2 separate regions of the Mus musculus genome follow, and region 1 is linked to region 2. Evidence: chromatin loops called from intact Hi-C (ENCODE). Cell type or tissue: left cerebral cortex. All regions are shown on one strand. Links, peaks and the distances in the headings refer to the core of each region. The heading gives the core; the rest is flanking DNA. Region 1 holds the start of Metap2 (methionine aminopeptidase 2). Region 2 overlaps Vezt (vezatin, adherens junctions transmembrane protein).

Region 1 (9,175 bases), core at 834-8,833, 82 kb before region 2:
ACTGTGAGACCCACAGCAGCCTATCATATTGCCTACAATCTGAAAATCCCTTTCTTGTTAAAACGATAACCTGAAGCAAGACAGAGAAACTGAGGAAAAGGAAATGCTAGGGGCTCCTTGAAGGCAGTGAGCCCCACTTCCTAAAGAGAAAGAAAAGAACTATTCAAACAACCTTACCCAGGTAGCAGTTGAAAAGCATAACCTGTAAGTTGGTGTCCTTAAGGTAGGAACAGCTAGTGCTGGCAGCAGACAACCCAAAACTCAAAGAACAGGAAAGCCCACTTACTCCTGCACTAAAACATAGGTTTTCCTAATCTCTCCCTCCACTGCTTTCCTGACAGCACCGAGTACTACAATTTTAACAATTTCTGTAAAAGCACTCCTATAGTACCCAGATCCACTTATCCACTTAGGTTAAAAACGCTCAAGGGTGCAGCTGGGCACGAGGAAGCCAACTCTAATACAGGCGCGCGCGGCGGGGGAGGGGGGGCACACACTGGATCCGGTGCTTTCAAAGTCTGGTATCACTTCAGACACATTAGCCACACCACTTTAGGCACATCCCATAACCACTGTGTGTGTGTGATACAAACGTAATATGTGGTTATACCTAAAGTGGTGCAGCTAATGTATATAAAAATATTAAAAAACTTATTTGGTACATAGACACGTACACACACAATGACAGCATCAACTTCATCTGGTTTGGTGAGATTAAAAAGAGAAGTCACATGAACGTACCATAGACAGATAGCACACTGTAGCAGCTCAGTAAATATTAAAATAAACAGCTTCTAATTCGTATCATACTCATCCAGCACCTGGCCTTCTGCCAAGTATGTATCTAAAAGTTGAAATCTTGCTATTTAAGCAAGTATTCAACACAGCCAAGGGGTTGCTAATAAATACTTGTTCCTTTTTACCTGTGACATTAATTAAATTTCAACCAGTCAAACGGTAGGCAATTACAAGATGGACAGTAAACATTTTCCTTAGGGCTGGAGAGATGGCTCATAGGTTAAGAGCACTGACTGCTCTTCCAGAGGTCCTGAGTTCAATTCCCAGCAACCACATGGTAGCTCACAATCATCTGTAATGAAGTCCAAAGCCCTTTTCTGGTGTGTCTGAAGAGAGCAACAATGTACTCACATACATAAAATAAATCTATTTAAAAAAAAAAACATTTCCTTAATTAACGTCTTGTTTTCAGGGCTGGAGAGCCGGCTTAAGAGCACTTGATACTGCTACAGAGGACCCAGGTTTGGTTCTTAGCACCCACATCAGGCAGCTCAGAACTGCCTGTAACTGCAGTTCCAAGTATCCAACACCCTTCTGTGGTCTCTGAAGGTTAGGCTAGCATGAACACTGTGCACTACATGCCAGCACTTGCACAGACACATTAAAAGAAAATAATCTTTAAAAAAAACCATAAAAGTTGCCTTTTCTGTCTTTTGTAACAAGGCTGAGAACCAGTGCTTACCTTCATCGTCGTCATCTCTCTCCTTCTCCTCCAGTGCTTGGCTCTCCAGCTGTTTTGCTACTTCATCCACCAAGGCTCCGGATTCTTTATCAAGTTCTTGTTGCACTGCTGTTCAAACAAAACAGGACAATCAAATGATTCCCACGCCTGGATATTTTCTAATGATCCTGTACAGTTCACGGATCTTTTCACAATAAGCAGCATGAGAAACTAAACAGAAGCAGTAGCATTACTTGTTAAACCACAGAGAGAAACTTCCAGACCCAAGTAGTCCCGTCTACTCAGGTCATTCTAGAGAATTCTCCATTATATATGATAGCCCCTACAGGATAAACAGAAATGTAAGTTGATCCCTACCCTAAGCAATTTAACCTTAAAGAAGTTTTAAAAATTAGATGACAACAGATATTTTTATTTATTTATTTACTTATTTTTGGTTTTTCAAAACAGGGTTTCTCTATGCAGTCCTGGCTGTCCTGGAACTCACTCTGTAGTTGAGGCTGGCCTTGAACTCAGAAATTCGCCTGCCAGCCGGGCGTGGTGGCACACACCTTTAATCCCAGCACTCGGGAGGCAGAGGCAGGTGGATTTCTGAGTTCGAGGCCGGCCTGGTCTACAGAGTGAGTTCCAGGACAGCCAGGGCTACACAGAGAAACCCTGTCTCAAAAAAAAAGAAAAGAAAAAAAGAAATTCGCCTGCCTCTGCCTCCCAAGTGCTGGGATTAAAGATGTGCGCCACCACTGCCCAGCGACAACAAAATATGTATTGTGATTACTATACATATATACAAAATAGGCACTACAAGCTGAAGGCCATAGGAAGAAGAGATTACACACCAGCTGAACAACAACAACAATGACAACAACAAATCTAGATAGGGAAAGATAATCCATTACTAAAATGCAACATTGTAAATATCTAAACCACCCATCTGTTTGTTTGTTTGTTTGTTTGTTTTTCCGAGACAGGGTTTCTCTGTATAGTCCTGGCTGTCCTGGAACTCACTTTGTAGACCTGGCTGGCCTCGAACTCAGAAATCCGCCTGCCTCTGCCTCCCGAGTGCTGGGACTAAAGGCGTGCGCCACCACACCCAGCTAAGCCACCCATCTGTAGGAGCAGTATGCCCACACAGATAAATATATTAAATATACTCCAGCACATGCTGGCTACTAAAGAAGATTCCCACTGAGAAACAACTTAAAAATATTAAGAATAGGCCAGTGGATCTCTGTGAATTGGAAGCCAGCCCCCCCTCCCCACCCCCTGGCCCCACAGCCAAGGACGCATAGTAAAACCCTGTTCCAAAGAACTAAAACTGCCAGATAGAGTGCTGCACAACTTTGATGCTGTACTCTGGAGACACAGACAGGAGAATCTCTTAGTTCATAAGGCTAGCATGGTCTACTGAGAATCCCAACCACCACAGAGGAAGCCCTGTTTCAAAAACAAACAAACTAACAAACAAACCTATAAACCAATTGTCTGTTGCTCACCTTCAAGGGCAAACTGCAGAGTTCAGAATGTACTGCAAGCCCACCGAGCCACAACAGAATGCCCCTAGATTAAATTCTGCTCTAGGGAAGGCCTACAAAGATACGCCGACTCTTGCTTTTCACTCCCATCTAACCACCAAAATTCTTAAGTAGGCAGAAAAGTTCACACCACTTTCTCTTAATTCCAACTCCATTTTTCTCTCATCCTTTATCTGATGACCCTTAAATACAAAAAAAAAAAAAAAAGAAAAAACCAAACCCTGAGGTGGTTGTGAAACAAAAACGTCTCAAGATAAGACATGTTCCTGGTTAACGTGGTCCAACTGTAAACATGCGGCTGTGTCCTCGCCTTACCCACGGAACTAGGTTATTACTAGCTGGGGAAAATCCATTCATAATCGCAGACTACGCTGGCTGCACCGCATGCCAAGTGGCATCAAAATTCAGGCCTGCAAACCCTAAAGGTTGAGCATGCTGTGAGATTTTTGCACCACCACCCAACGGTCAGTGACAGGAGCTGTCTGTAAGGACAGAGACTCAGAGACGAACCCCCCCTAATCTGCAATCCAAAACTGAAGCCCTAGTATGCATGCGAATGACACAAGGGGAGGACGTACCGTCCCGGCAATCTGCTCCAATACCCAACCCCCAACCCTGGACCAAAATAGGTAGGTCCAGCAACCAGGCCGCAACTAGGGTCGGAAGGGATTCCGAGGCGGTGTCCAAAACCCGCGCCGAAGATGGTGGAGCTGAATCCTGTGCATGTTTCAGGTCCGTGCCACTGTCTGCGTGGGAGCTGAAATCGCGCCCCGGAGACCCTCGCTAGCGCTACCATTCGGGAAGCGGAGGCGCTCTCATCCCCTACACCCTCCCACCATTACCGAGGAGCCGTGGCACGGAAAGCTGGCCATGCCAGCCACTCCGCCAGGCCTGACGATTGAACGAGGGCCAGGGCTCCCTCCCGGTTCCCATCCCCCGGGCACCCCTGGCGGGCCTGAGCCAAGTCATTCGGCCATGCCGGGCAGGGACGGCGAAAGCACGACTCCTTTACCTGACACAGCCCCTTTGCCCTTCTTCTTCTTCCGTCTTTTCTTCTTGGCGGCTTCCTCGGCCGTGCTGGAGGTTCCCTCTTCCCTGTCGTCTGGATCCAGGTCGCCATTCAGGTGGCCCCCGAAGGACGCTGCCTGCTCCACGCCCGCCATGTTGCCCGAGAAAGAGAGAGGGAGAGAGAGAGAGAGAGAGGGAGCGAGAACGAGCGGCGAGGGCCCGCTCCTTCTTCACCCACCTCCACCAGCGACGCCGGAAGCCGCGCTCGATGGTCCGGACGCAGGGAATGCTGGGACGGCGGAGGACTCTGCAGCACGCGGTCTAAGTGCCCGCCCCCTCTCCTGGCTCAGCGCTTACTCTGACCCTAAGCTTCTGCACCCCCTGTGCGCATCTTCCCAGCCTGGGAAAAAGCAGGGGGGCTTCGCTCCAGAGTGCGCAGGAGATGCCACTAACACGAGGAATTTAGTGTTCCCTATTTAAAAAAAAAAATCCTACAGGCAGTGATGAGAGAGGGTTAAAATAATGTATTTATCACACACATTCTTGATGACTCAAAGACCGCGTTAAACTCACTGTCACAGCTCGCGGGGAAGCTGTCGAGAAGCGTGGGATAATTTTGGAAGCCGGAATTCCGCGTTTCGTATGCTGCACTCCAAACCTCCGATGGTTCAAGATAGGATCATCGCTTGGAGGCGGTTAATCCGTTTAATCCCAGCACTCCGCAGAGAAGCGGGAGAATCTCTGTAAATGCGAGGCCAATATGGTCTGCAGAGTGAGTTTCCAGGATTATTTAGAGACCCCGTCTCAAAATAAAAGGACACTACGTTCTCACGCGTCTCTTATTTTGAGACAAGTGCAGGTTCTGACCAATGGGAACAGGCCTTCCTCAATAATGCCAAAACACACACTCTTCTTAGTTTTCAGTCAGTTCTTCACTTTTAGATGCTTCAACAAAGTATGCTTGAATTCTGCCCATGTCTTTTCCCCTAGTGCTTCATCAGAGTCCCTTATTCAGATTGCAATTTTCTTTTCTTTTTAGACCATTGCCAAAGTAGATGGTGAGTAGCTATCTGGATAAACCAAGGAGTTATCATCAGTAAGGATCTTTGCCCAGCTAGAGAGTTCTGGTGTTTTCATTAGTTTTAAACTAGGTACCAAATTTCATTGATGTCAGAATAGCTTCGAAGGTTCTCTTTGTTAGCGGTTTCACTTTATACAGGCCTGACCACAGCTACATAAAATGGGGCCTGGGAGTGTGTAGCTCAGCGGTTGAGCACTTGTTCTAATGCTAAAGACCCTACATTAATCCCCAGCACTATAAAAACAGAAGCAAAGCCTAGTGGTGGTGCACACCTTTACTGAAAAAAGGGATCTTTAGGTCTGATGGTCTCTGTTCTAAAGGTAGAACGAAGATGGCAGAAGCTAGAGGTCATAGAGAAGTAGTAAGCTACTGCTGGTATCAATACCGATGAAAGTGTAGGCAAAGGCTATAACTGGGGACCAGGGACAAGAGGCTTGAAGACAGAAATATTTCTGAAGTATAATTAAGAGAATATAACTGACCTTGATCTTGGAGGCGGGGGAGAAGGTAAGAATGGCACCCAGGTTTCTGGCCCAGGAGGCTGTGGATGAGGTGGAGTCAAAGATAAACTGCCTACATCCAAAGGTTGAGATCCCTGCAGGGCATGCAGACAAAGATACCCAGTCATCCTGAGGAATGTTTACTAGAGATAGGGATGCTAGCAGCATTGGGCCCAAGTGTGGCAGAAGGCTTGAAAGTTCAGTGACCAAAGTACAAAGAAAACCAAGAGGACACTGGTGTTTGCAAGTTTGGGGGTTTGATTTGGGGGTGGGTATTGGAGATTCTGTCAAGGAGCACTGACTGCTCTTCTGAAGGTCCTGAGTTCAAATCCCAGCAAACACATAGCTTACAACCATCCATAATGAGATCTGATGCCCTCTTCTGGTGTGTCTGAAAACAGCTACACTAAACTTACATATAATAAATAGATTAATCTTTAAAAAAAACCTACTACAGAAAGGGTAGACGGCACAGTCTCAAAAGACGCTGTTGGTTTCTGGTCTTAGGAAGCCACTGATGCTTTAATAGGACAACTTTGTTAGGAGATACTAACAAAAGATATTAAAAAGAAATTGGAGTGCACTAAGGATCTGCTTTGAGGATGAAGAATCCCAAACCCATTCCACTAGGGAATTGTAATCCTCTCCTTAGGGTTCTGGAAAGGACTTTTCTTGAAATTAAACATATTTTCCTTGCCCTCTATAATATTTTTCCTATATTTTTTTGGCGGGGGAGGGGAGAGACAGTGGGAGTGTTTCAAGACAGCCCTGGCTGTCCTAGAACTCTCTCTGTAGACTAATAGCCTCAAACTCAAATATCTGCCTGCCTCTGCCTCCCAAGTGTTGGGATTAAAGGCAAGTACCACCACCAACAACTATTTTCTTTATCTTTACTGTATCTCATGACATCTCAAATTAGCTTTTATTTTACAATGTGTTATTAGCTTCTCTTTGCAACTGCAAGAGTAGTAAAATTCTTCTAACTCAGGATAGTCCCCTCAGATTTTGTCTTAATAGACTTTCTTCTTATCTTGTAACAAAGTTGTTCTTGTAAAAGCATACACTTAGTAGTGGAATTCTTCACCTTCCTCATGGTCTCTGTCTAGAGACTACAAACTAGACACGAGCTAGAGACATCCAGGAAGAGGAAACTTCAACTGAGAGCATGCATCCATCAGATTGGCCTGTAGGGAAGTCTACAGGCACATTGTCTTGATTAAATGATTAATGTGGAAGGGCCCAACCCACTGTAGGCAATTCTATCCCTTAACCAGGTGTTTCTGGTTGGTGGTATAAGAAAGGAAGCTGGGTAAAGTGTGATGGTTTGTGTACACTTGGCCCAGGGAGTGGCACAATTAGGTGTGGGTGGCCTTGTTGGAGTAGGTATGTCTGTGAGTGTGGGCTCTTTTCTTTTCTTTTCTTCTCTTTCCTCTTTTCTTTTTTTTTTTTTTTTTGTTTTTTGTTTCTTGTTTTTTGTTTTTTTTGTTTTGTTTTGTTTGGTTTGGTTTGGTTTGGTTTGGTTTTTTTGAGACAGGGTTGCTCTGCGTATCCCTGGCTGTCCTGGAACTCACTCTGTAGACCAGGCTGGCCTCGAATGGGTGTGGGCTTTAAGGCCCTCACTCTATCTGCCTGTATTCTGCTAGCAGCCTTCAGATAAAGATGTAGAATTCTCAGGTCTTCCTGAACCATGCCTGCCTGACTGTTGCCATGTTCTGGCCTTGATGATAGTGGACTGAACCTCTGAACCTGCAAGCCAGCCCCAAATAAATGTTGTCTTTATAAGAGTTGCCTTGGGGGCTGGCGAGATGGCTCAGCCGGTAAGAGCACTGACTGCTCTTCCAAAAGTCCTGAGTTCAAATTCCAGCAACCACATGGTGGCTCACAACCACCCATAATGAGCTCTAACACCCTCTTCTGGTGCGCCTGAAGACAGCTACAGTGTACTTACATATAATAAATAAATCTTTAAAAAAAAAAAAAAGAGTTGCCTTGGTCATGGTGTCTGTTCACAGCAATAAACACATATGAGACAAAAGGCATGAACAGCAAGCCAATAAGCAATGCTCTTGCAGGGTTTCTGCTTCAGCTCCTGCCTCTGAGTGCTTGTCTTTGACATCCTTTGATGATGGACTCTGACATGTGAGTCAAATAAACCCTTACCTTCCCAAGCTGTTTTGGGTCATGATGTTTTAACCACAGCAATGGAAAGCAAATTAGCCTTCTATGTGTAGAAACTGGACTTTAGAGAAAGCATTAGTATAACTAAGAATTTCTCCTGTGGCTAAACTATCAGGAATAATATTGCCCTTACAGGAGTTTAAGGGATTAGTTAAGAGCTACCTAGGACTCAGTATCAAGAGTTCATGGGAGGGGCAGGAGAGATGGCTCAGCGATTAGGAACATTGACTGCTCTTCCAGAGGTCCTGAGTTCAATTCTCAGCAACCACATGGTGGCTCACAGAAGAGGGAGCTGAAGACAGCTGTAGTGTACTCATATACATAAAATAAATAAATAAGTTTTAAAAAAAAAGAGAGAGAGAGAGCTCATGGAAGAAAGCAGGATAAAATACTCTGCCTAATGCTTTCTTTCCCTTATACCAGCTCTGACCCAGTGAGGCCACCTCGCTGGATTTGGCCTTTCCTGGAAAAATGCCTTTCAGCCAAACAGCCATGGTGACCAAGCATTTTATTTCATTTGTTTTTGTTTTGTTTTGTTTTGTTTCTACTGGGAATCAAAATGCTGTTTCCTCTGGGCCAATGTATAAAACAGTTATTTCCTTTCTTTTGCCCAGTTAGCCGCTGTTTGCTGACAATCAGTTTCTACCTCGTGGTTGAAAGTTGAAGCCCTTAGGCAGATCTTTCATGTCCATGTTGCAGCCCCCCAGTTCCCCTCCCCTCAAGACAGAATTTCTCTCTGTAGACCAGGCTGGCCTAAATTATAAGATCTGCCTGCCTCTGCCTCCTAAATGCTGGGATTAAAGGCACACACCTGGCTCGCTTTTTTCCTTCCTTCCTTCCTTCCTTCCTTCCTTCCTTCCTTCCTTCCTTCCTTCCTTTCTTCCTTCTTCCCTCTCTCCCTCCTTCCCTCCCTTCCTCCTTTCCTCCCTCCCTTCCTTCCTTCTTAATTTAATGTGTATCAGTGCTTTGCCTGTAGGTACGTGTGTGTACTTCATGGGTGCTGCTACCCCTCAGAGGCACGATGAGAGCCTACAAGCTCTTGTAGCTATTTCCTGCTTTCAGATGACCCAGTCTGAACACTGGCTGTGAACTGTTTGTGGACACAGCTCTGTCAATGGGAAGATTTTGCTCCAATGTCAGTGGATAAGAAAGTTGATCATATACAGAATTCATTTTTAGTTTTTCACATCTAAGCATAACCCTTCACCTTTCTGAGTCCTGGGTCTACAGGTGTATCCTGCCGTGCTTGGCATGTCCACATTTCTTTGCATAACCAGGTGAACCTCTCCATCACGAAAAGGAAACTGCAGACTGAGCTGATGCTCAATTTTAATCACTTAGGCAACGGCATCGGCATGTGTGGCAATGTTATTCAATAAGAAATGAAGGAAAACTA
Region 2 (9,175 bases), core at 638-8,637:
TTCTTATGCTTACCATTCAAGCAACTGTCTTTTAGTATATAAAGTAGGATATTACTATCTACTTTAATAAATGGAGCTATACATTTATAACTTCTCCAGCCTCCAAACCAACATTTCTTTCTGCATTTCCAGGAATTACAGTTTTCCTGAGAAGACTCTCCCTAGATGATAAGGTCACAGTACTTGAATCCTCTGAACAAAAGGCCTGGGATTCAAACTCCCGCCTCTTTTTGCAGACACCTGGCACCTGTTGTTTTCTTTTCTTTCTTTTTTCTTTTCTTCCTGGACAGGTTCGCACAGTGTATTTCTGGCTATCCTGGAGCACGCTCAACTGGCCTCGGACTCGCAGTAGCCTTCCTAACAGTGCACCTGGGGTGCTGGCATCACCAGTACAAGTCGCGTCACGGTCTGAAATCTGTATTCTTAAACATCCTTAGCAATCTGCCTTAAATGTGTGTTCTCTTCCTAACTCACTTATCATCAACTCCTAATAGGTTCAGATGCTGTGACTATTAATTAGTTTTAAGAAGGACAACAAGGGCTTTATGAAGTTAGATAATATGCATAGCTTGCACAAAAAACCAAAAAACCCAAAAAAACCAAAAAAAAAAAAAATCACAGAGGACTGCAAATGAAAGATTAGCCAGGACTCTGGCCCTGCATCTGACAGACATCAGGGCCTTACAGAAACAGAGAAAAAGTTTTGAGGCTTGCTAGGTGACCACAGACCACTTACTGTCCCGACCTGCCCATCTGCTAGGTGACCACAGACCACTTACTGTCCCGACCTGCCCATCTGCAGATGCACCAAGGGTAAAAATTCTGTTTTCATGAGTGACCCCAAAACAAAAAGCACGCTTTTTTTTTCTTCTGAGTTCTAGATTGATCCTGGTAAAACCAATGTTGGCAGTATCTGTAGTAAAAGCTGTCAGAATACTACTCCCAAAAAGATGAATCATGCTATAAAAACTGGCAAATAAGATTATGAATGGGTTTCTATGAAATTGCTATGGTTGAATCAAAATAGACTAAAAGAATTAAAAATGACTAAGTTTTCCTGTGTTAAAAATTAAGAGAACGCTTAACAAAATTTCCCTAAAAAAACTTCCTTTTCTCTTGAAGTTAAGCATCTTCCATGTCTGACTTAAGGGACTGACGGCTCTGGCCATGCTGCACTGCTAAGTATCAGCAAAGGCAACATCACCAACAGTGTAGACAAAGGGAAAGATTTTCCTCAGGAGAAGAAACAGTTCCAAAAACAACAACAAACCTTGAGAAGAAGTAAGCTTCCTGCTAAAAGCAGTAAGTTACAGGAAGTCAGATACTTTCCTCCTGAAACAGCAGCATCAACTGAGTTTTGTTGTTTTGTTTTTGTTTGTTTTTCTTTCTTACATTCCTCACAGAAGAATGCCTATAAAGTCTGGGAGCGCACAGTGGCAACAGGTTTCAGAAGGAGACTGTTTCTGCAAATTTCATTGAAAACACAATTCCAGCACAAAGCGGACAAGACTGGTCTCTGGAAAGCATCTCGAGACGCATTCACGATGAAGCACAAAGGGACAAGGATGCTTTCCAAGATAGCTGACGCGTTTCCTGAGTCTTAGTAAGGCAGGCCAGGCTAGAAGACAGCACAGGACCTACCTACTGCAGAGGCACAGTTGTCTTCCAGTAAACTGATGTAAATTAGTTCCTGCAGGGCTGGGGCTGGGGCCTTTGCTGGAGTGACAGCGCTTGGACATCATGGGGTGTCCCCTAAGAGGACATTGTCCTCTTAACCTCTGCATGACCCGTGAGAAATGTCCAAGATACGCTGCAGTCCCAGCTCCCTGCTAACTACTTTCCAGTTCCAAACCCCAGCACACATCGGTTGTGGTAATTAAATACTTTTATTTAGAACCTGTCTCTTTGTTTTACGAGTGGTATAAACAAAATAAAGTACGAACAATGTATTAACATGACCGCTGCAGTTCACACTGCAAGGACACAGTAGAAAGGGCTCATTCTAAATGTTTCTGCTCGGGAAGACAATCACCCTAGTTACCTTGTGGCAGCAAAGTTTTGGCAAAAAGTGATAAATTCATGTCTTATTAAAAGTACTTAAAGATTTGCCAAGATTATCAGTTTTGCCACAAATAAAACAGCAGTTTATTTATTTATTTTTTAAAAAAGTCCCTTACCTTTCTCTCCTATGCCTAAAGGATCTGACTAGACAGGTATCTACTAGTTTCAGGTCAGGTTTTCAAATCAGTATTCACCCTGTAAATTCACGCCGTAGCCTTATAGAGAGTAAACACACACTCATTTCTCTTTCCAGTCTTGCAGCTAGAACACTTTTGTAAAAAGAACAATCAAGGCCATCGCTTCATCTTGGCTTTTATTTTTCCTCCACCTCATTTTCACCGCCTTCAACTAGCTGTTCTTCCTCCTCGTCGCCAAAAGTTTGTTCCTGCATGGTGGTAAAGGACAGGGACCGGGCGGCCACTTCTGCAGCCAGGCCAGCAGAGAAGGTGAATTCTGGTGGCAACTGGAGTCGAGCCAGCCTCTGCTTAATGGAGAGTTGCAGTGTGTCCCTGGGAGTCGGAGGGGCAGTGGCCCCCGCAGCAGCAGCCTGAGGAGACTTAGCCTCACTCTCATGCTGGTGGCACATGGTTTCCTCGGCTCCTGGAAGGAGGAGGCCTGTGTCTGCAGAGGTGTCTTTGCTTGGCCCCTCTGTTGGGCTGTCACACACATACTCAGTCCTACTGTCTTCCTTGTCGCCGGCACAGGGCTTACTAGTCTCCTCTTCAGTAGCATTACTATTGACTTTTTCTGTATCTGAATTCATGGGTGGTTCTGAGTTACTTACAGATTCCACTGGGTCTACAGGAGACAAGGATGTCAACACAGCTTCAAAGAACAGAAAGAGGAAAAGAAAAGAAAAAAGGAAAAAAAATAACTAAGGGCCCAACAACTTTTAAATTCCCACTTATTTTTAAAAGGAGCAACAAATAAATAAAAACACAATAAAACTTTCTAGTAAAATAAATGTAACTTTATAAATATGGGGAGTTTTTTGAGACAAAATACCTAAAGAAATGAAACGAGACGGGGACTTGCTGAAGAGTCTGCAGTTCCAAGGCAGTGCTTCTCAAAGCACGGTCCCTGACTCAGCAGGTCCAGTTATCCCCTAGGAAGCTGCTGGCAACAGATCCTAGAATCTGATCACACATGGGGAACGGGACACTGGGGTTGGAGGCTGGCATGTTTATAAGCCATCCCGCTTGATTCTGATGCCCACTAAAGCCTGGGCCTAATGTGACCCAAAGAACAGCATCTTCACCAAATAAAAATATATATATGTGTGTGTGTGTGTATATATATATATTAATGAGGTAAAACATGTAAGTAAATAAATAAAAAATGTAACATACAATTCAACTTACTTGCCAATCACCTACCAGACCTTGAATGGGAGTAACGCATAGTCTACATTTTGTAGTACTACACAGAACACAAATGAAATCAAATCTGCATTCAAGACCAAGTACCAAACAGAGTATAACAACACATAAATATAATATAGATCCATACAGTACAAGTTGTCCTTGCAAGAAAAGTGAAGTTTTAGTTAGCCCCTCTTGGTGTTAGTAGGCAGTGGTTGCTCGCTAGGCAGTCTCTCCTCCCAGCACGAGGGGTTAGTACCATACAACATATTATGAAGCATGGCGGAAGGAAAAAAAGTGCGTCTTGAAGGTCTGGCGTACACTTAAAAAGCATTTGTAAAACGTGTCCGTTTCCAAGACACATGCCTACGCTGCGGTAACTGCGCTATGGAAGCAGCGACAACAGAACATGGCCACAGCAGGTCCAGCGGAGGCCGTCCCTCTCTAATTCCACTCGGCCTTTACCCCTGTAGGCAGAGATGAAAACAACTCTGGAAGACATACTGACATTTGTCATGGGAAAGCATTTTTCTGGCATCAGCAGATCTTTTATTTATTTTCACAAACTATACAGCATTACTGCCTTTTTAAATGCAAATGGAGACATGTTTTCTCTCATTTGTCCATCATGTCAACCAGTAGGTCATTTTACAGTTAAATAATATGAAGAAAACACTGCACAGTGGCAAAAGATACAAACTTATAGGCAATGGAATTTTCAGCAGTTCTGCACGCTCTTTGTTCCTAAGTCTGCTAGGTGTACCGTGTTTCAGGGGTTCAGGATCCCTGCTAACTGAATCAGGGAGCAAGGGTATTTGGAAGGGCAGCAGCTGCTGACAGCAGTATAGAATGTAAGGCTCTAGGGGAATAGGGCTTTGTTTTTGTTTTTATCTGTTGATCCATGTGCTGCATGTAGCAGTAAATAACATCAGGTGTCTAACAGGGACTAGATAACTATTTGTTGAGTTATAATCTGCTGAGTGAATGCTGCTGGAGAATAGAAACTAGAAAAAAAAGGACAGAAATTTAGAGATAAACAATGATACAAACAAACAAAAAAATTCTGAGCACAGAACCGATTATGTCTTTAAAAAAAGTTATCTGCATGCAATCTCTAACTCAGGAATAAGCTGACTACAGAACTCTATGGCTGGTTCTGGAAAGTTCTCCATTTCTCTGCTCTGCTGCCCAAGCCTCCCTTTACATCCCAGCTACCCGTGTCTCTCTGGTAGGAGAGGTGGGCAGCCGAGGACTCACACAGGAAACACCGGGAGAGAGGACTGAGTTCTAGGTCAGAGGCCAGTATACACCTACTCCATAACTATACACAGCAAGTTTGTAGGACTAGTCTAATTAGATAAAGGTAAACTGGGAAAGACACCTTTATTAGAAATACTGGGAAAGATGTCTTTATTAGAAGTGGACAGGATGGATTCTTATGCTGGCAAGGCTAATATAAAAAGGAAGATGGAACCAGTGCAGTTTTAAGACATAAGGCCATCGTCAGCGAGCTGTTTGAGTTTGAACCAAGTCTGGAATGGGTTACAAGAGAGCTTAGCAGGGAAAAAGGTGCTGAAACGGGAGTGGGCTACAGGGCTACCTAGTGGACAAGCATCATCTAGTGGGACTGGGTTCTAAAGGAGCCAAAAGAAACAACAAAGAAGGATGAAACCAACAGACAGTAGGCTGGAGAGAAAGGTGAGGGTTCCTAGGAGAAGACGGGGCAGCCCCAAGGAGTTGTCCAGAACAGGTTATCTCTATACTTCTACTAAGAAGGGGAAAGGCAGGCAGGCAACTGCACATTTGAGGCTCCCAAGGACACTCTAAAACGGAGTGGAAAGCCCATTCTACCTCCTTGTAAGTCCAAAGGAATTAATTCAACTGAGAATGAAATAAATTGACATTGACAACTGTCAAGTTTCTTTCTCTTCATACATTCTCTTGCCTCCCATGACGTGTGACTGAAGAGAAAAGTGAGAGTGACATGAAGATGTGTAAGGGCAGCCAACAACATCCAAACCTGACTATGGAGTCGGAGTACACAGAAACACCTCTGCTTCCATGTACTTGAGTAACCTGAACGAAGAGGCCACGTGGTTTAGGTCTTTATGCATATTGCATTGTTATGAAGTTAATGGTAAGTCTTACTGAAGTACTTGGATAGAGAACAGGGTTTAGCATCTCAAGATAATAGTTTTCTTCTGTCTGTCCCCTCACCCCCTGAAAGGGTCCTGCTGTGTAGCTAGGTCACACAAACACACTGTGCAGCCCCAGCTGGCTTCAGACTCCTGATCCTCCTTGCCTCAACCACCTTGCTGGGATTACAGTGCCACCATGGCCAGCATGATGTATCCAATTAAAGGTCCACTCTGAAAGAAATCTATCAAAGAATTAAATAACCGGTGAAAAAGTGTGACTCCATAGTCTAGTGTGATTACATGGTGTTTTTTTATTGGTCAAATTGACTTTGTATGAGAGTCCTGTACTGACCGGAGGATCCAGAGTTCTACAGTTTAAATAACACTCATGGTTCAAAGAGAAGCGATTCCTGCCCCCACGCCCCCCCAGGACCGCGCTCTGGGGGCGGTGCTTACCGTGGTCACTGAACAGCAGCTGCTTCCACTTCTGCCTCTCAGCCTCGGAAGCCTTAAATCCCAGCACAGACTTCAGCTCCTGCAGCACCCGCCTGGACTCCTCCTGCTCGCGCTTCTGTCTCTCTCTGTCTTCCTGAGACAAGTGATAGAAATCGTCCTTTCGGAACTCACTTTCTATGTCTATGTCATCCACATAAGCTTCTAATTCCTAAAAATGGACCAAAGACAGAAAGAACGTCAAGCCAACAGGTCTCTGAGCAGTACTCACTACTTGCGCTATGCATCCTGGAGGACCTTCTCAAAGGACAGCTGGGGAGGAAGGAAGGTGACAAACCTATCTGCTGACAAATTAAAATCTCCAAACAGTGGATACTAAAAAGTTCTAGATGAGAAAGTTTAACGCTATCAATACTCTGAGTTGATGAATCTAATTCAAGGCGCTAGAGCAAATATTTTACATAAGTTTACATGACACTGTACTACATCTTAACCTCATTAGAAGCAGAACTTCAACAATTGATCTGATGTTACCCATGCCACCTGAAGTAAAAGCAGGCAAATTGCATAGGGACCGCTTCTTCAGGGGGAAGCCAGCACCACTCCCCTTTACCTGCTCCTCAGGGATGGGGTCTCTGTCCTCAATGTGTAGAGCTGGCCGCACCAAGGGCTCCGCGGTGCAGTGTGGGTTCTCACAGGCTACTCCAGGCTTGCCTTCAGAGAGACAGTGGAGGAAGGAAGGGCAGAGCAAGGACGAGAAACAGGCCGTCAGAAACACACACTAGGGTGACATCTAGTGACATGATGTCCTCAGCACTACCTCTTAGTCTCACAGTCTGACTTCATTTTCCCCTGGTTTTCTTGTTTTGACACAGGATCTTTTTAGGAGCCCAGGTTGGTTTTAAACTAATAATCTTCCTACCTCAGGCTCCTGAGTGTTAGATTTTTTTATGTGTATTACCCTATCTGGCTCCCAAATTGTTCTGGCTAGAATCTTTTATTTGCAAAAATGAAAGACGCCAAAAGGGAACAGTAATAGCTATATATATTTACCACTTGGCTTTAAGTTAACCTTGAGCAGTACACGGCCATAGTATCTGTCACATGGTAGCTGACAAATATTCCACTCTCACAAAATACTTTGTTCATAGTGTTGGGAGGGTTTTAAAACGGAACATTATTCTTTCTCCTTAAAACCAAACCAAACCAAACCAAACCAAATCAAACCAGAACAAAACATGGTAGTGCAGCCTTTTAATCTCAACACTTGGAGGCAGAGGCAGGTAGATCTGTGAGTTTGAGGCCAGCCTACCAGACCACACACTCAAGAAAGTTCCATTGGGCTGACAGTAGAACAGTTTTTCTTGTCAGTATTGATACAACACAGTAAGGCCTTTGAATAAAAAAATGAAAACTGGTCAACAAAATGATCAACCACAGAAAATCCAAACCCAGAGTACTGTTTGTCGCTTCTGAAGTCCTGGGGTGGAACCCTGGCCCTTGGGTAAGCCTAGCATGTGGGAGACAGCTGATGGACACCTCAGCTCTTGACGGTAGTTGATCAATACTGCTAAATAGAAAATACAGGGCTGGAGAGATGGCTCAGGGGCCACTTGACTGCTCTTCCAGAGGATCCGAGTTCAATTCCCAGCAACCACATAGTGGCTCACAACCATCTGACAAACACACTCACACACACACACACACACACACACACACACACACACACACACACACACACAAGTATAAGAAGAAATCACAAACTTACTAAACACTTTTGAAATGTAGGTAGTCTTTATGACATAAAAATTCAGAAACCACACTAGGAAAAATACCTATTTTTTTCAAGAGAAAGTATACTAAATGAACACATTTGACAAAATATTTAAACATTGACATTTACTTTATGAACACGTGCATGGACTCTCTAGGGTATGGAGACACTAGAAAGTCACCATGGGCTGGGACAGGGGTTGATGAGGCTTGTCATCAGAGTCCTACTCTTTTGGGGCTTTTAAACTTTTAAGCAGACAATTTCCTTAATTCTTCATAAAATAAATATTAAAATAAAGCTTTAAAAATAACAAGATCAACTGAAATGTCAAGGAGAGGAGGTAAATTTGGGTTCCAATGGGGACTTTTACCTGGCAAGAGGCCTACTGCACAAATTACCCTGGTGCTGGGGTAAAGCAGAAAAGGGCATCTTAGCCAGCAAGGAATGGCAAGATGGTGGGAGAGCTTAGAGGACACTCTAGATGTGCATGGGCTTGTGTGGTCACATGGAGCAGGAAAGAGAGGACTCTCTGAGGAAGAGTCCACAGCTGTACACAGTGTTGAGGGATTTGTGCTAAGTAAATAAGTTGAAAATTATGAGTCAAGATTCCCATAACCAGAGAGGGGAGGTTTGAATATGGAAATGGGGAAGGGCAATAAATCACATGGTGTTGAAACTCTGTTAGCACTATTGATATGGCACAGCTCTTAACACACAGGCAGGTACAGTCATGGATCTGAATATGTGTACAGCTGTAAAATATATTGTTCCACTCCAGCTGTACACTGAGATGTGGAAGCAATTGCATCGGGAGGGGGGGGCAATGAGCACACATAGCATCCAGACCTTGCTTCCTAAACACCACACCCCACTGAAAGGCCTGAGGGCTCTCCAGGGTCAGAACCAGTACCAGGAGGGAGCAAGGAAGTAAGATGATGCGAACGCGAAAATGACACAATGAAATAAACTCATTTTTATACTAACTGAAAAGATTAGCAAAAAGAAAAAAAAAGATGATCTTCATATAATTATAATAACAAATTAAAATTCACTGTAAGATTTGCATCCATAAAGTTTTACTGATATAAGTAAGAGGACAAATGGATTCTTTACATTAGAATAAAATGCCAAATAATAAGTGTAAAAGAGAAAATGGATTAGGAAATTATCAATTGGCAATTATCATAGAAATATTTTGAGATAGTGGAATTTTATGCCTGCCACTTACTCTTAAATAGTTCTGAAGAATACTACCATTAAAAACAGTTATATAAATACACATACGCAAATTTAAAAAAAAAACCTAAAACAAGTGAAAATAATTTAAGCTAATCTATTCATTCCAAAAATCTTACCTTTTGGTACCCAATTCTATGGGGTCAGACAAA

What was found. A loop is a pair of places that touch in the nucleus more often than their neighbours do. Peaks named below come from ENCODE experiments on the same cell type or tissue, not always from the same donor. Only the 100,000 strongest peaks of a DNase experiment are listed, where the experiment ranks them.
Region 1: it touches region 2 in a loop (2.1-fold over the local background); 2 of 42 quality-filtered maps call a loop at or near these places.

The regions. Positions count from the first base shown.
Region 1 is chr10:93,885,514-93,894,688 of GRCm38, forward strand. Metap2 (methionine aminopeptidase 2) reads right to left here and starts at 5,689. Exons shown (of 12, transcript NM_019648.3): 1 at 5,584-5,689; 2 at 4,025-4,761; 3 at 1,481-1,588. The coding sequence starts at 4,175. In left cerebral cortex, for the core only: a CTCF peak has its summit at 5,962 (motif pointing left); DNase peaks (open chromatin) are centred at 3,919, 4,316 and 4,606; H3K4me3 peaks cover 2,298 bases; H3K27ac peaks cover 1,601 bases.
Region 2 is chr10:93,967,819-93,976,993 of GRCm38, forward strand. Vezt (vezatin, adherens junctions transmembrane protein) reads right to left here. Exons shown (of 12, transcript NM_172538.5): 10 at 6,627-6,727; 11 at 6,017-6,224; 12 at 1-2,886. The coding sequence ends at 2,375. Among named protein-coding and RNA genes, the nearest start is that of Mir331, 8.5 kb to the left of the region's middle. In left cerebral cortex, for the core only: no CTCF peak of the experiment used is centred there; no DNase peak of the experiment used is centred there.